Regions from separate parts of the Homo sapiens genome. Here region 2 is linked to region 1. Evidence: read pairs that join two places in POLR2A ChIA-PET (ENCODE). Cell type or tissue: endothelial cell of umbilical vein. All regions are shown on one strand.

The links. Peaks named below come from ENCODE experiments on the same cell type or tissue, not always from the same donor. Only the 100,000 strongest peaks of a DNase experiment are listed, where the experiment ranks them.
Region 2: POLR2A ChIA-PET joins it to region 1 with 6 read pairs; 3 of 35 experiments call an interaction of 5 or more read pairs at or near these places.

The regions. Positions count from the first base shown.
Region 1 is chr20:63,501,757-63,504,256 of GRCh38, reverse strand. It overlaps LOC105372725 (a long non-coding RNA gene), which reads right to left and starts at 2,199. Exons shown (of 3, transcript XR_937004.3): 1 at 1,803-2,199. RefSeq lists enhancers at 1,432-1,937, 1,938-2,443. In endothelial cell of umbilical vein, no CTCF peak of the experiment used is centred here; no DNase peak of the experiment used is centred here.
Region 2 is chr20:64,082,459-64,084,958 of GRCh38, reverse strand. The region is part of intron 1 of OPRL1 (opioid related nociceptin receptor 1); the gene reads right to left. LKAAEAR1 (LKAAEAR motif containing 1) reads left to right here and starts at 561. Exons shown (of 3, transcript NM_001353425.2): 1 at 561-1,141; 2 at 1,254-1,376; 3 at 1,465-1,583. The coding sequence starts at 740. The coding sequence ends at 1,524. RefSeq lists silencers at 1,149-1,228, 1,409-1,468. In endothelial cell of umbilical vein, a CTCF peak has its summit at 1,316; a DNase peak (open chromatin) is centred at 1,298; H3K4me3 peaks cover 730 bases; H3K27me3 peaks cover 558 bases.

The DNA of each region.
Region 1 (2,500 bases):
CTGGGGTGTGTACTGAGCAGGTACACCCGCACAAGAGAGACGCACACAAGTGTTCGTAGCAGCTTTATTTGTAGTCGTTCAGAACTGGAAGTGGAATGCAGTACAGTGATGAAAATGAACAAATGCCTGCTGCACGGGACGGCATGGAGGCATCTCACAGACACGGTCGTGTGTGAAAGAAGCCACACAAAAGGATACACACTGTGCATTGTGTTCCCTTTATATAAAGTTTAAAAACAGGCAAACGTGATCTGTGCTGTCAGAAGTCACCTTTACCGAGGGGCAGGAGGGAATGTTGTTTCTTGGTCTGGGTGTGTTTTCCTGGTGATAACTCATCAGGCACATTTGCAGTGTGTCACTTTTCTCTATGTATGCTCAAAGTCACGTCTTTAAAAAGGCAGACGTCCCCTCTGTGTTCTCCCTGCCCTTCCTCCTGCCCTGGCCCAGCTGCTCGGTTCCTGGCCGTGTGGGGAGGTCCCTCCAGGGGTGGGGAGGCTCTGAATCTCTGTGGGAGGCGATGGTGGGCGGCAGCCCCTGGGAGGCTCATCCCCAGGGTGCAGGCAGGGTCCTGTTATTCCCTTCATAAGATTCCCAGCTGCCTAATTGAGGGAAGGGCTATTCAAAGAGGTGAAAACAGGGCCTCCAGAGCTGCTAATGAACTTCAGGTTCCCCAGGGCAATTTCCCACCTTGAGAGATCCCCCTTGAACCTGGTGCCGGCTACATAGGAGAGGAGATGGGACCTTGGGTGGGGCCCAGGAAGGGAGCTCTGCTTTAGTGGGCCCTTGAGGGGGCCCTGACCACAGACACTGGACCCCCCATTCTCTCCAGACCTGACCACAGACACTGGACCCCCCATTCTCTCCAGACCTGACCACAGACACTGGACCCCCCATTCTCTCCAGACCTGACCACAGACGTTGGACCCCCCATTCTCTCTGGACCAGCTGCAGAATGAGACACAATTGATGGCCCCCTCTTCCTCCAGGGCCCAGAGGAGGCAGCTGTAGGGTCAATGGTCTGCAGACCCTACCCAGGCTCTCCCCTCTGCCTCTGGGCACTGGAGGGCACAGCGCCCCTGTGCTGGCACCAGGGGCTGCCCTTCTTGGGTCCAAGAGGTGACCCCACCCTGGTCGGTGACCCCGGCCTCCTGTTTAGCCTCCCAGCCTGCAATGGGCTGTAATGGCCAGGGGCCGGGAGGGGCTAGCGGGGACTGCAGCTGGAAGCCCAGAAGCCCAGAAAGTGCTGCTTGCGGCAGGAGCACGTGCTGTCTGCTCCCCACCAGGGTGGGTGCTGGGCTCCCGGGCAGCAGGGCCTGGAGGGAGGGCATCCTGCTGCTGCTGCCTCTCACCATGGCAACGCTCCCTGCTGGGGCCTGCAGGTCGGGGTGGCAGGCCAGGCCGCCCTTCCCCCTGGCGGAGGGGCTGCATCCCTCCTGGGCCTCCCTGGTAGACTCAGGTCTGCCTCAGGCACACCCAGATACCGGGTTGGAGGGTGGGCTGTCGGGGCCGTGGCTGGCCCTGGTCTGTGGCCTGACCTGCAGGCATGTTTGCCCGCTGCCAGCCCAGCCCCAGCTTCTCTGATCTGGGGGGACATGAGCTGCTCCTCTAAGGGAGGCTCCAGAGGCAGGAGCTCCTCTGCTGCCATGGAGACTGTTTAATTCGCTGCCTCAAGGGCATGCTCAGTCCCCTGGGAGCCAGCCCCAAGGCATGGCCGCGGGGGTGGGCCTTGTCCTGGTGGCCGTCCAGGGGGCCCAGGTGGGCCAGCAGACGAGATGCTCCGTGACCGGAAAATGAATCCACACCTGCTCTGGGGCCAGGCCAGGGCTGAGGTCATCCTGTGACACTGGGGGCCAGAGAGCGGCCTTGGCCTTGCTCCCCACCCTGCCTCCAAGCCCCTGTCTGCCTCTGGGCTGCCAGCCTCCACCTGCCTGCGACGGTGGCCCCGGGGTGATGGCCTGGCTGTGCCCCATGCACAGGTGGTTCGTTAGGCACTCGGCGGCTATTATTAACCCAGCAGTGACGTCACCGGCAGCCAATGGGAGGCAGGTTTATTTCCAGGGCTGACAGCTTGATAGCGGTTAATTTTAGCTGCATCTTCTTTCCCGAGGCTCGTGAAACCCTAGCCAGCCAAAGAAGGGGTTGCCTGTGTCTCCCCAAACAGCTCAGGGATGGGTCCTGGGGGCTCTGGGAGGCGGCAAGGAGGGGCGGGGCCTGGGGGCTCTGGGAGGGGTCGAGGAGGGGCGGGGCCTGCCCCCAGGGAAGCCCTGATTGGCTGGTGCCCTCTTGACTCGCCATTTCCCCTCCCCCCACCCCCCCCAGGTTGTTGGTGAGGACGGCACTGTGACCAGGGACTCAGATGCAAGAAGAGGGGCCCAAGTCCTGACCTGGGGGAGGGCAGGGAAAGCACAGGCCACAGGCCCCCTTACTTGCTGCGTGTCCTTGGACAGGAATCTTGGCCTTTCTGTGCCCAGTTGCCTCACAGGTTCTCAAGGTCCTCCAG
Region 2 (2,500 bases), 580 kb before region 1:
GGGCTACGGCGGAGGTTCTTCCGACCAGAGAAGGCAGCAAGCAGGGGGTGTAGGGACCAAGAGGTGGGGGCTGGGCCTCGGCTGCAGGAGCTAAGGAGGGGCGGGGGCGTTAGCCGCCGCTGGGGCTGGCCGTGGCTCTGCCTCTGGCACAGCGAGCCCAGCCCTGGCTGGACAAGGTGGCAGCTGTAGGCTGGGGCCGGGAAGGGAGGAGCCAGCTGGGCTTTTGGACCCTCCCTCCTCTGTCACCTGCCCTCTAGGCTCTGCTCCCCACAACCATCTAGGCCTCGAAGGGCAAGAGCGAGCTGTCTGGTGGGAGACCCTGACTGTCGGGGACCGCAGACATAGGGGCACAACGAAGGTCCCCCAGGCGTCACCTAGAGCTCTCCATGTGGCAGGGCCTGAGATCAACCCAGTGGGGTCTCAGCATTTTCTCAATTCAAACAGAACAGTCCATCGGGTAGGAAAGATATTTCCTACAACTGAGTTGATCAGAAAGTCCTAGTTGACTGCAGGACTGAGCAGGATCAGCCGATGGCAGAGCTGCTGGGGACGTGCGCTTGGGAGAGGGAGAGCGCCTGGGCAAAGCTCAGAGGCTGGGGGTGCGGAACTCAAAACCGACTGCGGAGAGCCCAGCGGGCGGGAGCTGGGGCGCACGTTGGGGCCCTGCCGAGGGGCGGGCAGGGCCCGGTGCCAGCCCCGGCACCGACGGGACGCCCTCCTCCCTCCGCAGGGCGGGAGGATGCCGCCGCCAGCGAAGGAGGGCGGGCGCAAGGGCCCGCGGGAGCGAAGCGGGAAGAGCGCGCCAGGCACGGCGCAGGGTGAGGAGCGTGCCAAGGGGGCGCCCGCGACAGAGCCCCCCAAGCCGGGCTGGGCCCTGACGCCGCAGGGACTGGCGGCCATGCTCCCTGCGCAGCGCCACCGCCATCTGCTCTTCGGCGACCTGCTGGAGGACGTGGGCGCGGCGGCCTCCACCTTCCCGTGCGGGTCGGTGGAACCGGGGTACCGCATGCCCGACCCGCGCCCGTGGACGCAGTCGCTCGAGCTGCCCGCCGAGCGCCAGAACCGGCTCCTCGGCGTCCTCAAGGCAGCGGAGGCCCGCGGGCGAGTCCGCGCCCTGCGGCTGCGCTACACCCGCATGCGGGTGAGGCGAGGGGGTCGGAGGGCAGAGGGGGCGCACCGGGAGCGTTGAGCGGAGCCGGCCGGGGCGGGGCGGGGCGGGGCTCGGCGCGCGCTCAGCTACCCGGGCCCCGCAGGCCGAGGAGATCGCGCTGCTCATCCAGCGGCAGAAGTCCGCGCGCGCCGCCATCCGGCTGGAGCTGTTCCTGCCGCCGCAGCTGAAGCCCGCGCGGATCCCGGACCCCCTGGACCGCCAAGAGGTGCAGACAAGCCCCGGTAGGGGCGGGGAAAGGGGAGGGGCCCTGCCCGCCTCCGCACACGCCGGACCCCAGCCTCTCTCCCCGGCAGCGGAGGCGCGTGGAGACCATCCTGGAGGAGAACGTGGATGGCACCATCTTCCCGCGGTGACGGCGACTGAGAGTGTGCGACGCGCCCCAGCCTCCCACATAAAGTTATAATTCTCCGAAGGCTCGCTGGTCTTTTTGCTGCCACTCCCCAGGACCCCGAGGGAAGCGGGGAGTATGGACGCTGCCTCTCCCATGCACCTCACAGACATCAGGGTACAGAGAGTGGGGCCTCTCCCAAAAAAGTGGGGAGACGCAAGTGGGTGGGTGTGAAAGTAACAGGTCAGGGACACGCCTACCCCTAATCCCGATCTGCCCCCCACTGGCAACCTGGCGTTCTGTGGGTCTATGGGAGGCCCCCAGTCTTGGGGAGGACGGAGAAAGAGCCTGTTTCAGCAGAAGTCACCCCCAGATGTAAGGGTAGCCTCAGGCTGCAGTGGTCTCGAGTGCGAGTCATCCCACCAGGGGGCCAGGGAGAGGGCAGTGCTGTGGGCAGCGGAAGTGACCTAAGCTGGCCTTTGAAGAAGCAGCAGCTGTGCCCAAGAGGACCAAGAGACTGGGCAAGGGGAACCCCTGCGGCCCCCAGACAAAAATCCCACCCTCTGGCCTTCCTTTCCATCCTGAATAGCCTCCTGTGACCCCTTTAATGCCCCATGCCACACCCCCACACCCACCCCCCCACACACACACACCCCACACACACTCACGCATGCAGTACAAAAGGAAGCCACCCCTGTCCCATTCTGACAAACAGGCCCACGACCTACAAAATCCCTGGACTCTGAAAAGCCCCGAGGTTTCTGGGCAGACCTTACTTTTCTCCCCGACGTGAGCTCTTTGCAGACGCTGGGGCTTCCCTAGGCCCCCGCTTCCTTTTCCTCCCTCCCAGCCCCCTGCCCAGCAGGCTGCACAGAAGCGGGACCGCAGGAACTCAGACAAACCGCTCCTCCTGCTAGGGGGCTCCAGCTGACTGGAAGGAGGGGCAGAGGTCAGAACTGGGGTCCAGAAGGGATCCTGCTCCATGGCAGCCAGTGTTTCTC